Regions from separate parts of the Homo sapiens genome. Here region 2 is linked to region 1. Evidence: chromatin loops called from intact Hi-C (ENCODE). Cell type or tissue: heart left ventricle. All regions are shown on one strand.

Region 1 (8,000 bases):
CCACCAACTGCCTTGGGGAGCAGGCATGACTTTGAGGAAGAGGCGAGGTCTGGGCTCACGTCCAAGTTCTCTGGCTTATGAAACAGTATTCTGCCCCTCTTTCACACATCATATTTCAGATGCGGAAAATAACTCAGGATCATAAAATCCAACAGCCCCATTTTACAGAAGGGGCCACTGGGGCCTGGAGAGTGAGGTGCCTCCCCTAGTTACCTATCAAGTTGCTGAGAAAATAGGTACCAAAACCCCAAATTCCTGGTGACAGAAAAAACAAAACAAAACAAAACAAAAAAGCCTGATTTTTTTTTTAGATGGAGTCCTGCTCTGTTACCAGGGTGGAATGCAGTGGCACAATCTTGGCTCACTGCAACCTCCACCCGCCAGGTTCAAGCAATTCTCCTGCCTCAGCCTCTTGAGTAGCTGGGATTACAGGCACCTGCCACTACACCCAGCTAATTTTTTTATTTTTAGTAGAGACGGGGTTTCACTATGTTGGCCAGGCTGGTCTTGAACTCCTGCCCTTGTGATCCGTCCACCTTGGCCTCCCAAAATGCTGAGATTATAGGCATGAGCTACCACACCTGGCTAAAAAACTGATCTTAAGCACGGGTTTCCTCTGGGGTTGTTAGAGGGTGGTCCCAAAGACAATCTATTCCAGGATCAGAGGAAGGCAGGGGACTGCTGGGGAAGAGACTATGTGTCCAGTCCCTTTCCCAGCACCAGGGATGAGTGCTCTGCCATCTCCAGAAACTGGAAGCAACCAACTCTCCCCTCCCAAGGAGGCCCCTGACCACTCACTTAAGCTGGGCTTCTTCCTTTCCTGGGTCTGTGCATCCCAAAGGAAAGTGAGAAATGACGTTTTGAAAAGAAATTCAAGTTAGGAGAAAAAGGGAAGGGAAGCCCATGAGCTGCCTATTGATACAGAAAAGAAAAGGTCTTTATATTCTTCATGTTGAGCAGCCCTAAATTTCTTCCCATTAATTACACTTATGCACACTTGTGCACGCACGCACACACACACACACACACACATACACATATCCTGGTTGCTGACCATAGCACACCTCCACTGGAAATGGGGAATCAGTGAATTACACATGTGGGATTTCTTTTTAAAGGGAGATATTGATCAGATAAACTGTAATAGCTCATGTCTAAATGCAGGCTCCAGTTGTAAAGCTCTGCAGTACAGGGAGATAATGATCACCCACTTATTGGGAACCGTATCTCAAATATGACGGCTGACCCCTAAGGTGTTCATAAATACACAAAATGCATCCACCCCTTGAGATGACATCGTGTTTACTCCACAATACCTCCTCAGGGGTAGAGGTAAGTGGAGAGTGTCCACAGGGAGGTAGAAATATCTCTGGGAGTCTCTAGTAGGCTTAGGTTTAGCTCCTCAGAAAGCCTATTATTCTATAAGATATTTCCATGTGCTTGAGTGATGATTCTGTAACAAAGAAATCAAAAAGACCTGACTATCCAATCCTCTGATTGCTTTCCTGTAATGCCTAAACTTTCTCTTTTATGACTCCTAGCCCTCCCCAGAAGGTCTGCCTTCAGACACGTGACATTGAGACACAGGACCCACGCTGGCCCTATGAGATTGAAGTCTCTTGAAAGCAAGCCAGAGAAGTCCTATAATAGGTGAAAGTTGACCCCTGCACCCTGGTTGTGAGCACAGGCCATGGAAACAATGCTGGAGTGAGGGCTCATACACTCAGTTACTAATGCTTCATCTCAGAATGATTCTTTCGGGTGTCTTTTTCAATGAGATTGTAGGGAAAACGAATGTGTAACAGAAAGAGGGAGAGCCAGCAAGCCACAGTCACAACAACCCAGTTAGACAAACACATCATTGCAGGGGCTTAGAGAAAAGTGTATTGGGGTTGGAAAAACAACCCAACAAATTATAGTAGTTCCCCTGATCCTTGGCTTCACTTTCCATGGTTTCAGTTACCGCAGCTTCAGATCAACCACTGCCCAAAAATAGAAGAGTAGAGCACAATAAGGGATTTTTGAGAGACAGAGGAGACAATGTTCACATAATTTTTATTATAGTATACTGTCATAACTGTTCTATTTTATGATTATTATTACTGTTAATCTTTTACTGTGCCTAACTGATAAATTAAAGTTTATTATAGGTATGTATGTATATTAGTCCATTTGCTGATAAAGACATACTGGAGACTTGGAAGAAAAAGTTTGATGGACTTACATTTCCACGTGGCTGGGGAGGCCTCACAATCATGGCAGAAGGCAAGGAGGAGGAAGACAGGTCTTACACGGATGGCAGCAGGCAAAAAGAGAGAGTGTGTGCAGGGAAACACCCCCTTATAATATCCTCAGATCTCATAAGACTTATTCACTATCACGAAAACAGCACAGGAAAGTCCTGCCCCCATGATTCAATTACCTCCCACCAGGTCCCTCCCACAACATGTGGGACTTCAAGATGAGATCTGGATGGGGACATAGCCAAACCATGAGAGTATGCATGGGAAAAAACACGGTATATATGGGGTTTGGGACTATCTGTGGTTTCAGGCATCCACTGGGGGACTTGGAAAGCATCTCCCAAGGATAAGTGGGGACTATCATATGGCCCCAGTTCTCAAGAACCAAGAGCTTTGCTTCTGGGCATCTCAAAAAGGAGGAGAGCAGACCAGAAAACAGGATAGAAAGTCATTGTGTTTTAGGAGGTGGGGCTGGGGATTTTGATGCAAATATTCATTAAATGAATGCATTTAACTACCTATGGAATGATGAAAGCCATTTGCTAAAAGCAACACTTCTTTTAATACTCATTTTGAAGTTTCTATGTGTGTTTTGGGACCATCTGTGGCCCAAGCCCACCAGATATCTAAGTGGTCTTTCACTCATCATGAAAACAAGCTATCCTTCTAATAGGGAACTAATGTCACTAAATTGAGCAGTTTTCCCTGGAGAAGGGCATTAAGCCAAGCACACATTCTGCAGGCCAGGCTGTAACCAATAGCGAGCTTTAGCAGTGCACCCCTTCTAGGGGTTGCTGAGCATAGCAGCCAAAGACAAGCTTCAGCTCAGAATCCTAGGGGTTGAACCCATGACCTTCTCCTCATTAGCTTAGCTGCCAAGAGCCTCGTGTTCCTCCCTCTGAGAAGCAGACAGGGCCATGCCCTGGGAATAGTCTGGACAGGCCAGAGCTCTAGGCCAGCCTACCAAGAGAATTGAAATTCTGCAGATGGCATTATCCCTGGGGGCTGGTTTAGCAACCAACACCAGACCCATGGGAAATCCCAGGGAAGTTTCTCAGCATTGCGAATGGTAACAACCAAAACCTACTGGGGTGCCACCTCTCTCCTTTTGTACTTTAGCTCCAGAGAACCCCAGTGGCTACCTGTCAGGGGCAGATAAATCCCATGCCACCAGTCCATCAATCCCAAATCCCACTGTCCCTCCTGGAGTCTATGGCAGGCAGACTCAGCAGCCACAAGGGCTGTCATTGAAGTGAGAAATACCATGATGATTAAGTTTGTGTGTTTTCTGGTGGGTGCTGGGAAGCAGTGGCCCTGCTCCCCAGGCTGAGTTATGGGGTAGGTCATTCCCTCATTAGTGGAAATAAATTTTATTAGCCCCACTCTCACGGCAATGTATCTTCCTCTCTTGCTCCTCGGGTCTAGGTGTGGGTCTGGGTAATGTTGCCTGCGTGTGGGATAAATCAGCCGAACAAATCCCATTATATTTTGGAACACTGACGGAGACACAGTAATGGCACAGAGACCAGGGAAGGGAGTGGGCTGCTTCTCTCCCACTGACCCCGTTTCCTGCCCATAGGGCCACACACACTAGGGAAAACATGTAAATTGAGAGGCCAGATGGAGAAGAGCTCTCTCAGTTGTCTCTTTCTCCTTCTCTCCACTGACTTTCTTGATAAAAGAAACAAGCCTGGTGTGGTGATGTGCAGTCCTTCCCTTATACCTTACAAAAACTAAGGGACATGTGAAGGTAACAGCAGCAAGCACTGGCCCAAAATGTGTCTTGTCACCCAAATGCATTATCTTATCATTCATAACCTGTGCTATATAGAAAGGAAGGCAATTGGAGGGAGGCCGAGGTGGGTGGATCACCTGTCAGGAGTTTGAAACCAGCTTGGCCAGCGTGATGAAACCCTGTCTGTACTAAAAATACAAAAATTAGCTGGTCGTGGTGGCGCATGCCTGTAATCCCAGCTACTCAGGAGGCTGAGGCAGGAGAATCGCTTGAACCCGGGAAGCATGGGTTGCAGTGAGCCAAGATCGCGCCATTGCACTCCACCCTGGGCAACAAGAGTGAAACACTGTCTCAAAAGAAGAAGGAGAAGGAGAAGAAGAAGGAGGGGGAGGGGAAGGGGAAGGGGAAATAATAATAATAAAGGCAGCTGGAGCACATCCTAGGGCCTGAGATACCAAACACCACACCTGCATTAAGCACAGCCCAAATCTCTCAAAAGCAGGTATTGGTGAAGGAAAAAAAATTCTAAGCATGAAATCACTGCAATATTATTACGCCCCTTTCTGTCCCCTTGGGTGGTTATTATAACTAAAGGAGGAGACACAGGATGATGCTATGAAGATGTTTGAGTGTCCTATGAATATAAGGGGCTGTGTGTCTATCGTTATTAACATCTGTATATTTCTCTTTCCTTAGGAGCTTCCGGACTCTTTATTAAAAGGATACTTTTTTATCATCTCCTTCTTGAAGATAAAATGTGTGATTCAAAGCAAAAGGGAAACTGCTTGCCCAGTGATATCTCACAAGCTGGGACTGGCTGAGACCCAAAGATCCTGACTCCTAGACCAGTAACCCGGCCAAGACGCCACCCTGTGAGGACGAAAGGAATTGAAGGGAAGGCCCAGAAGTCCAGATCTGGATTGTTAAGTAGGGCTGGTCTATGTGCCCATTGAACAAGAGGTCTGGCTTCCCATTTTGGCAGGGTTATCTCACACTGCATGAGGCGTGTGTGTGTGAGAGAGAGAAATCTCATTGTACTTGCTGCTGAGCAGAGTGTGTGGGGGTGAGGGAGAACAAGTCACAGAAATAGGGAGACAGAGAAAGGCTAAGAGAGGACCGTGCACCAAGAGTGTGAGTGAGTGAGCAAGAGGAGAGAAACAGAGAAAGCAACAGACAGCAACGAGGAGGACAGACATCAAGGACAGAAAGAATGGGTGTGTGCACATGGGTGTGCTATGGGTGTGTACGCCACTGTGCTCGGGCTCATGACATGCAGTCCATGTCTCAGTATTGTGAGAGCACACATCCTCAAACCTGACTTTGTGCTAAGCTCTCCTGGCAGCAGTCTGCGTTAAAATTCAGCCTGTGTGACTCCTGGGTCCCGCCTCACTCCCTGCTGACCCGATGGCCTCCAGGGTGGGCATCCTGGGAGAGTACATCCAGCCTAGGAAGCCAGCCTCAACTTTGCTCCTGCCAAACCCAACACATCGCCCAGGGCTCAGCTACCTGTCACACAAAGCACCATGCACACTAGTCTGGGATGGGACTTTTACTGCAAACCCTGCTGGCCAAAAAGAGGGAGGTGGGCGGGCCTTTCACCTAAATACCTGAGACAGGTGCCATCTCCGAGAGAGTGGGAAGACTTGATTCTATAAAGATTGGGGCTGTGATATGTCAGGCACCCAGTGCTAAATAAGAAATCTGGAGTACAGGGTCATGGGCCATGAGAGGTGGGCACTCAGACCAATGTGTTAGATTTTTGATGTGTGCATTTATTGGGACATGAGTGTGGCATGGGCCATGGTGTGTATGGCAAGTGTAGTGGAGATGAGAGAGGAAGGATGGTGCGGGGAAGAGGAGGAGTTCCAGGTCTAGAGAGGACAAGAGCTGAGCAGAAAAAGCAAGCCTCGTCTAATGCCATAAACAACAGGATACAACCCCATCAAGTCTGAGCCCTGTGCTTCCTGCTGACAGGGAAAAGAAAACACCCCAAGAAGACCTGCAGAAGCCAGGCCCCAGAGCCTGGGATGCCTGCCTGGCCATTCCGGATGCTCACTTTCGTGGAGTTTCAGGATCTCAGGCGCCAGACCAACCTGAGTAACCACCCAGACTGGAATGTGAGGCCAGCCCAAGTCCAAGGGGGTGACCCTGTCTCCTGCTCAGGACTGCCATGCCTAGGAAACCAGTGAGTCAAAGGAACGGCACGTGGAAGGGGACCTCCATCGCCACCCAGTCATGCACACAGCAGGGCAGGAAGGGGAGCTTTGGGTTAAAAAGAAACAGCTCCATCTCCTGTGCCTGTGTGGCCCTTGTGGGACTACACAGGGCTGGTGGGTAAACTCCAGAGTCAGGTGGGAGCTGGGTCTAGCAATGGTTCTCAACGAGAGGCTTCTGGAAATGTGAGAGGTTTTCTAGTCTTGTAGTGGCTGGGAACTTCCACTGGTGCTCAGCACTGTAGGGCCCCGGATCACAAACGCCCTACAATATCAGGCAGTCCCTGCACCAAGAACTGCCCACCCCAGACACTGCTAGCACACTCTTGTGAAACACCACGGGAAGAGCACCAAGCTGAGAATTAGGATACAGAACAGCCTTCAGTTTACTAATTACATGACCTTGAGTGAAACACTTGAGTTTTGTGTTCCTCCATTCCCTCAACTGCAGAGGATGCCTGCCCTTCCATTATCCTACAGTATTGTTGGGAGAAGAAAAGTTGTGAGAAAGCCCTTGTTAACCATCAGGTACCATGCAAACTCCAGTGTGTTATTTCCAGACAGCCGGGAGGTCTCTGCCCTCTGCTCCCACTACTGGGGTTTGACAGGTGTCAGTTGGTGATGCTGGATAATAGTTTCTGCTCCAAGGACCCAAATTTTCTAGTTGAGGGACACTCAGGTCAAGGCTTGACAGGGAGATTGAGAAGCTGATTTCTGCACCTTCTGCATGCCACCTTTCTCCACACCGCCTAATCAGTACTATGGCCGAGACTATCTGACTCCCATACCCATGGCTCAATCAGTTCCAAAGTCAGGGAAGACTGAAGTGGAGTGAATGACAGTCACTCCCATGACCACAGCCATTGTTCCCATCACCCAGGCCATAATGACCTGCTGGTGTGCATCTCTCTCCTCCACTGTGTGGGCTCCTGGAGACAGATGCCATTCCACAATGCTTGGTATCCACCAGGAGGGAGTGCATTGCCAAGCCCTTCCCTAGGGCTCCATATATGTTTCACCATTCATTAGTTTATTAAGAGGTGCTAGTTCGTTAGTGTTGGATGAGGTTGCCCCAGGAAGGTGAAGAAAGGAGAGAAGGTATAGATAACCCTATGCCTGGGGAATTCTGGGATGCCAGGTGCTTGGTCAAACCCAGCATCTTCTCCAGCCAGCTGCCCACTCCAAGTCAGGAGTGTCAGGTCCCCCCCAGAGAAGGACAGACAGCCATCACCTTCTCCTGCATAAGGTCCTGGCACATGACAGAGGCCACAGGTGTGGGCTCCCCAGCCTTACTGTCTGTCACATGCTCTGCAGACAGGGGGCCTCAGGGAGCCTGGATGGCAGCCTTCAAAAGGGGCTGGGGATAGAGATGCACCAGTGATAAGCCACAGAAACTGAGAAATGAAATCACTGCCATTCCCCACATGAGTGCTCATTAGCAAATCAGTCTCAGCTTGACCTCTAGTCCCCTGAGTCCCAAGACAATTGGGGCTCTGACAGACCCTCTAGGACCCCCCCTCATACCCATGTCCTCATGAGATCCTCAGAGTTACTTTCAGATACTAACCCACTTGTTCTGGGAGACCTCTTTCCACCCAGGCTGGAGAAAGCCAGGACAGGGGTAAAGCATGGCTCAGAGGGTGAAGGCGGAAGCTGCTGTTCCCACCCTCCACTGACACCAGAAAGCCCCAGCTGCTTCCCTAGCCTCCACACTTGGTGCCCACTCAGGAATGTACATTTGTGACAGGTTCGTTTATGTCCACAGCAACACATTCCCATGAGGAGGCCACTCCTGGCCAACCAGCCCTC
Region 2 (8,000 bases), 97 kb before region 1:
GCTGTCCACAAAGATGGCCTTTGTGGCTGCCACCTCCACTCCTCAGCTGGCCCTGGCACCAGGTTTTTCTCAAGGCCTCTCAACCACAGGGCTGGATAAGGGTTTTAGAATCCTGGGCATCCCCTCCCATCCCATGCCATCTGATTGGTGCTGCATTAAAGTACAGAGGTCCCTGCTAGAATTTCCCTCAGTCACGTCTCTATTACACCCACGGGCTTCAAGTTTGCCTGGAGTATTTACACACAGTTCTGCAGATTCAAATGGATTCAAATGGGCGCAAGGGCTCAGCATCACACTGGTCACCAAAGGGACACAACCCAGTCCCTGCAAGACATATCAGCTTGTATGTCAGTCAAAGACACAGGCCTTAGAGGGACTGATCATAAGCATAAAACATAGCAACAACAAAAATAGTCATGATCACTTCTTCAGCATTTATTTTGTGCCAAGCACTGTTCCACGCTCTTTATATGTGCTGGCTTATTTAGTAAATGTGAATGAAAGACTCTGAATAATAAGAGTCACGTTATATTAAGGCAGTCAATGCAGGTGAAACAAAAAAAGGAAAGATCACTTCGGCTGACTGGAGAAATCAAGAGAGGCTTCATGGGGGAGGCGGGACCACACTGGTCCTAGTGCAGTCTGGGAAGAGTGTTCCAGAAGCAGAAGCAGGCACACCTGGGCAGGGCTACAGTGAGTTTGCTGAAGGTCACACATCTGTGCTTTGGAGGGCAGAGCTGCAGGGCCACAGGTATATTCAATGTAGTGGGTTCTGGCATCTGAAAATGTTGTTAGGATGAAATTTCAAAATCAGGTTTTATTCCTGATGAAAGTAGACTGCTCTTAACTGGGGCTTCACTGCTTCTTTTCCATTTCTGTTTGGAGTGTGATTTTTTTAAGGTAAGATGTACACGCAATGAAATGTGCAGATCTTCAGTGCACACTTTGATGAGTTTTTGACAAATGCCTTCACCTGTGTAACTAACAATCCAATCGAGATCTAGAATACTTTCATGGGCATGAAAGGGGAGGAATGTGACCTTTGTGATCAGATGGTCCCATACCTACATCTTCTGGGCATTTGTAAGTTGGAATAAATCAAAATAATCAACTTCCTCCCTTACCCCACGCCAGTCCACCTCCTACCCCCGGAGAAAAAATAAAATAAAATTCATCCACATCTAAACAGACAAATGCCTACCTAGTCTGTCTGTGTATTTGTTACCTTTGTGCCCCAGAACCAAGCTTCATACCAGGCACAGAGTGAATGATCCATACGTGTTTCTTAAAAAAAGGAATTAACATCCTCAGATTAAGGTCTCCCAGGAAGTAAAGGACTCCACTTTCTCTAAGTTCCCATGTGACACTGACAATTATATTTTCCTGTCCTCTCTGTTGAGATTAGGAAGGAGTCCCTAGGAGGATGCAGAAGAGTATCCTTTTGTCCTGTCTCCTACCTGTCACCCAGACTCTTGTGTTCTCTACAGCCAGTCCATCTTAGGCCTCAAATTCCATATGTTTGACAAAATCAAGCAGGTAGTTCAAGGTGCTCGTCTCTCCTCCCAGCTATTCAGCAGACAAAATCTGTGACATAATGTACCCCAGCCTCAGACACGCTCACCCTTCTTTCCCAGGCCCTGTGTGAATGGGCCAGGCCACTCCTTGATAGTTTTCAGGCAAAACACATGAGAACACTCCCAGGAAAGAGAAGCCTCCAGGGGTACCATCCGTATGCATACCACGCATTTACTTCCTAGCCTCACCAGCGTTTTGGGTGTGGCCACAGCTACTCCCCAAACCTTTCATCTTGCAAGTCCCTAGATGTCCTCCTCGGGAAAGCTCCCTGCGCACAGCTTGTGGGAGACTGCAGGCTCATAAACAGCATAAGCCAGCATTCCAATCAGATTATTTCTCACTTGCAATATTGCACAAAGAGAAAAAAATAATGCTGAACATTCTGTTCGTGGAAGAAAAAATAGCAGGAGAAAACTGTCACATTGTTTGGTCTATTTTCAATTTCATTCCCGAGCCCTGCAAATAGCTATCTGTGCAAGCAGGCCAGAAGAGGACTCCAGCGACCTGACATGCACGATCTCAGATCAGGTCTCTAGGGCCTGTGAAAAAGGGAGAGACCTTTGGCTGGCACATATCTACACATGTGATAAAATTGCACAAGACTAAATACACACTCGCCAATGCAAAAAACTGGTGAAATCTGAATGGATAAGCTTGGTGGGTTGTACCAGTCAATTTTCCATTTGTGATATTGTACTATAGTTATGCAAAATGATGCCACGTGGAGGGGAGAACTGAGTGAAGGGTACAGGAACCCCTCTGTACAATTTATTGCAATTGCATGCAAATTCACGATTATCTCAAAAGGCAAAGTTAAAAAAATGCGCTTCCAGTGTCTGATTTAATGGGACTAGGTTGCAGCCTGAGCATCAGAGTTTTAAAAGCTCCCTAGGTGGTTCTAATGTGAAGCCCAGGCTGAGAACCTTTGCTCATGAAGGTTGGGAAGGTGAGACACACACATGAAATCCAGAAACAATCAGCATGTGATACAGTACCAAAAGCTTCATGAATACTTGTGGAGCAAATCAGTGAACTGCTGAACAGACGCATAAGGTTAGAGGAAGTCCGGTAGGATGAGGGAAGACTTCATGGTGAAGTGGAACTTAATCAGGACGGGGCATAAGTGGAGAATTCAGAGGACGGGAAAGGGCCCTCTAAGCCAATAAAGAAGGGCTCAGAGATTGTGTGGCCATACTGGGGAGGAGGGGAAGAACTGAACTTGGGGACAGCTGAGGAGTGAAGATGGATAAAACTTTTCATAATAAACTGGCTCTATCCCTGTGCTTAGACGAGTGGATCTTTCAAACACCTGAACCAGCTCTAAGTCCCTGCAAATTGCCAAGAGCAATTTTCAGCAAAAAGCCAATTCCCCAGAAGGCACTTGGCATCTCTCAGATAAGCAAAAGAGGGGGAGGCTGGAGAGGCTTCAGAATATAGTATCGATGGGTATAAAAGTAAGCAGTCCTTGTCATGGTTCATGTCACTTTGCCTGACTGCACTTCAGCTGGCCTTAGATTCCCCAGTCGAGAGCCCAGCCAGGTGCTAGAAAATACCAGAAATGACCCGGGAAAGGGTAAAATGGAAATCTCAAGCCTACATACCAAAGCGAATGCACTTGACTCAGCAGGTCCCTAGAGTAATCATGCAACACCTCTTTATTCTTATTTTATACACAAGTCTAATAAGCTTGAGTATCTGTTTCCAAGCCCGTAGCAAATTAAAAAGAACAAATTAAGTGGCAGCAGGAGAGCTGCATCAGACAGGATCAGTGACAACAGTGAGAAGTGACAGGTGCCAGACACCCTGACGGTAGGCGGGGAGACAGAAAGCTATAAAAAGTAACTTGGGGCACTCACCTAACATGAGGAAGCCACCCTAGCGAGGCACAGGGGCTCCATTGTAAAGGTGGAGAAAGAGCTTTAAGATACTCAAGTCCAAGTTCTAAATGCCTTGGAGAACATCTCTTTGCCTTTTCCTGTTATTAATTAGTCCAACATACACACAGGGGAGAGGGGCAGTGTGCTGCTGCAGGCTGCCACTATGGGAGGGGCAGCTGGCTAATCATCTTATTGCAGGAAATACCCCCTGCCAAAAACACAGCTCCCCTCTCAAAGCCTGCTTTCTCACCTTGTAGCACTGGCCACTGCCATCACAGGGTATGCAGAGCAAAGGACAGGCTGCTCCCGAGCCGCTCAGTCCATCGGATCAATCAGGTTTAACAAGGAGGCATCCGAGGATCAGGAGAAACACCTCCTACATTATTACCACAGCACCATCACTTTGCATGAGACAGGTCTGGCTGGGAACGCCACCTCCAGCATGGACAGAAACTGCGTGTCCTTGACCCAGTTGTTTCATTTCTTGTGCTGAGCACGCCCACCCATTGACCCCCAATCCAGAGAGCTAGTGTTGAAGAGCTCATTAACAAAACACAAAACACTCAGCTGACGCACCGCCACCATGCAAATGCGTAATAACTGGATCTCTCTTCCCCCACAGCTAACCTCAAGCATCTCTTCTTGGCCAGCTGCATTGCCTTGGCTCTCTGTGTGGTTCAGAGCCAGAGAGGGCAGGCTGGGCAGCCACTTCCATGCCAACATCCCAGGAGGCAGTGCTTGGAGCAGGAAGATGAGAGAAGATGATCTCTCCCACTACACAGAGCCCAGGTCCCGGCCCCAGACTCAGAGGCCCTGACGCCTGCTATGCCTGGTCCACAAAAGCAGCAGGGAAGGGCATGGATGCTGGCAATGCACTGCCCCCTCAGGAGCCAGCACTCAATCATGTTCTCTCTAAAGAATGCCAGTGTCCCATTTTCATCCAAATGTGAAAGTTGAAAAAGAGAAGTCAGGCAAGGGAGAGAGGCTTTTAAGATTTCCCCTACTCAGGGGAGGAGCTGGCAGCGTGAGCCTAAAACCAGGCAGGCAGGTAACGGGAGGGGGCCCTAATTGCTGCTAAAGATCACGGGGTAACCCTGATGACACCTGAAAGTCTTCCGTGGATCCTCAGGCACAAAACATAAATCATCTCCCTCTCACTTCTTACTGATCGCGTTTGCTTGCTGTGTCAGCTGAATTCCCAAATTGGCCTGGGTTTAAATTGGGACTTTTTTTTCCCTTCCTGGCCTGGCTTTTCCTCCACTCTCTCTCTCCAACCTCCTCCCACCCCATGGGAAGTGATGACAGAGGAATCTGCCTGCGGACTCCAAAATGCAGGTTTGTGGCTTCACTTTGTGGGGTGGGAGGGAAGAGGCAGAGAGCAGGGAAGAGGGCATTTGGGGGCTTACTTCGGGGACAGGACCTGAGGGATCAGGAGGGAGAAAGTGGCCATCTGGACCCACTTGCCGACTTTTGGTGTCCTGTCCTCCTTCCAAGTAAACCCCTTCTCAGTCCCCAGGGCAGCCAGGAGAGTCTGCAACAGACATGCTCCATTCAGTAGGGGCGGGACTCAGGAAGTGCAACAGGGAAGGTCAGAGCCGGATAACGGGTCTGTAGTTGGCCCTGCTGTTCTGGGGAGCAGATATTCACCTGGGCTCTGTGGTGGGCCAGGAGACAAGGCTTTCTTTCTTTCACTTCTTTTGTTTCCACGGGTCCCCAAGCACCTCCATAACACAGGATGGGTCAGAGCCCATTGAGGAATTAACCCAGAGGCCTTGACCCTAAATAGCTCCATGAGAAGGCTGAACCTTACTAACCCTCCAGGAGGCTGATGTGAGGCTACACACAATGCCACCAGCTCTGATGGGCCCGCCCAACACAACTCCAGGAAATGTCCCAAGAAAGCTTTCCAAAGACCCCTTTTCCTAGACTATGGGGGACTCCCCCCAGTGACTTCATCACTCAAACCACAACCAAAACGATATGCAGCCCCCTTAGCCTTTGTGAGGCAGAGGAGAAGGCTGGTGCGCAGCCTCCACCACTGTCACCAACCAGCCCTCACAGGCCCAGAGCCAGGGGGCAGTGGGCAGGTGGCCTCCCACTGGGTGGCAGAACAGGATGGCCACACAACCAACACGGCTTGCTGGTGTCACAGTGTCCCTGTTACATGGACCTGGCAGTGCACCAGGTGACATGGAGGCCACACACTACAGGGTAGTGATTAAGAATGGACTCCCAAGTAAGACTGCTTGATTGGCATCCTAATGAGCAATATGATCATGTTATTTAACTTTCCCATGTTTTGTCCCCTGTTAAAGGGGGTGATAGTAACAGCGCCACCTCATAGGGGTATAGAGATTGAGATAATTCATGTAAAGTTCTTAGAACAGTGCCAAGCTGGTGTAGGTTGTGATTATTATTCTGATGCCTACTACTACTATTATTATCCCTGTGGCCCAGGAGACCAGAAGGTATAGAGGGTGGAAAGACGAAGCTTCAGGGGGAGTACTGCACAGGGTGGGGTACTACTGCCTTCCTGTCACCCCAGTGTTCCCACTGGCTTCCCCAGGGCTGGTCCTCCTTGTTGTGAAGGATCTGAGTCTGACGTTCTACTTTAAAATAACATCAAGGGGATCCATTGTTTCAGCAAAATAATAAGAGAGGGCAGCTGAGGGTATGTGTGTGTGTGTATGTGTGTGTGTGTGTGTGTGCATGTATGCATGTGTGTGTGTGTTGGACACATTCTCTTCTGAGGGATGTATGTTTTCTACTCCATAGCTCTCAGAAGCAGTTTGCTGAAACATGGTACTCCCAGCTTGGCTGAAATCGGGAGGCAGGGCAGTGGAGCCTGGGCCTTGGTGATTAAAAGTCTGGGTTTGAAATGGGCTACCGCAATGCCGAGTTTTGGGTTCCTTGTACACTGATGAGGCAGGACTAGGCTGTGCCTACAGCTGCTCTTACTTAGGAAATCCTAGGAACTGTGATTCCATACCTGCTACATTGGACTCACCACGAGATGCTGAGCCAGCCATCCCCTTTTCTCTCTGATCTCACTCTTCCTTGGTTCAACTTCCCTGGTCTTCAAGAAAAACAGTCAGAGGAGCAGGGGCCACAGGAAATGGAGAGTCCTGGTTACTGCCAGCCTTGGAAAGATGGGTGACAGCTCTCGGTCCTCCCAGGGGAGGAGGTGTCGGCTTAGCAGGCCTCCTCAATCTGGAGCCCAGGCTGCAAAGCCAGGGACGCTGGGCTGAGTGGATGCCCCACAGGTCCCACAGCCCATCACTTGCAGAGCCAGGTGGTATTTCTGGTTTTCACTACACATACCCATGTGGCACAAAACATACATTGTGAGGATGTGCAGAGAGCATCTGGATTCCTTAGACTTCAGGTTCCCCATCCTTTAGGGCAGTTTTAAAAATTGTTTCGCTGGAGGCCTACCCAGGAAATCTTACTCACATTGAAAACCAGGATGAAACCCAGGAAAACAAGTCTTCCCCTTGCTACCTGTAATGCACTCAGATATTTTTCTTTCTTACTCTATTCCATTTAAAAGAAGGTTGGCCACAGCCCACTACATTGACTTAAAGCCATACGATGAGTTTGTGGCCCCCTGGCTTGGAAAGCACCATTTGAGCAGCAGGGCAGTGACAATGACTCAATGTGGCCTCAGTGCAGGCAGAAATCCCATTTTGCAAAGGGACAGACTGCCTGACAAAGTCAGAGTCCAAGTGTCTCCAGGCTTACACTGCAGGGTTAAAAGAACTTTTCAGATCCATGAACCTCTTCACAGAGAAGGATTTCTGCATCCTTCCAATGACTAATTCTCAGCCCAGACAGAAGTTGGCTCATTTGAAAGGGATAGCATGCCCTCCTGCCACACAATGGTCTGAGTATTTTTTCCGTGGCCCATAAATGAAGCTGACATTAGATAAGTCACTCACGCACTTCAAGAACTTCTTCAAAATTGGAGTCAGTTACTCAGCTACTCCAATTGTGGCTTATTTCCTCACTTCTGAGATTTTTAGGAATTGAGTAAACTAGAGCGCGTTCTAACTCACCTGTTGTTCACCTTTAACTCTCCCATCTTTGGATGCTATGGGAAACCCAGGAGCCTCCTGACCACATGAATGAAAAGAATAGGGCTTCTCCTTTGGCCTCCTAGCTTCAGAGCATCTGCTCCCTCCTAGCCAAGTATCACTTACTTAGGCATATCTGATTTTTATCATGTCTCAAATTTATAAAACCAAAAAAAAAGAAAAGAAAAGGTCCAGGGTTTACCTCATCCAGCCTTCTGTTTCACAGGTTAAAAGAGCATGACCCAGGGGCATTTACGACTCACCTGGAACCACACAGGTTGTTAAGAGTGAGGGCTAGAATTTGGGTGACCTGTCTCCCAGGAGCCACGCAACCTCTCTGTGAATGAAGGTAAGAAGGGCCAAGTTCAAATCTCGAATGTCCTTGTGCTTCCCCAACTCTGCATTTGCAGAGAAGGTTGAGTGGGCACCGAGAGAATCAAAATAGAGTAGGTGTTCATTTTGAGGGGAAAACTCA

What was found. A loop is a pair of places that touch in the nucleus more often than their neighbours do. Peaks named below come from ENCODE experiments on the same cell type or tissue, not always from the same donor. Only the 100,000 strongest peaks of a DNase experiment are listed, where the experiment ranks them.
Region 2: a loop joins it to region 1, with 2.3 times the contacts of the local background. A loop is called at or near these places in 14 of 110 quality-filtered maps.

The regions. Positions count from the first base shown.
Region 1 is chr7:132,496,113-132,504,112 of GRCh38, forward strand. The region is part of intron 2 of PLXNA4 (plexin A4); the gene reads right to left. Among named protein-coding and RNA genes, the nearest start is that of PLXNA4, 76 kb to the right of the region's middle. In heart left ventricle, a CTCF peak has its summit at 4,858; a DNase peak (open chromatin) is centred at 4,830; H3K27ac peaks cover 408 bases.
Region 2 is chr7:132,398,933-132,406,932 of GRCh38, forward strand. All of the region lies in intron 3 of PLXNA4 (plexin A4), which reads right to left. LOC105375511 (a long non-coding RNA gene) reads left to right here and starts at 4,714. Exons shown (of 4, transcript XR_927983.3): 1 at 4,714-4,787; 2 at 7,752-7,874. In heart left ventricle, no CTCF peak of the experiment used is centred here; DNase peaks (open chromatin) are centred at 3,920 and 4,169; H3K27ac peaks cover 1,700 bases.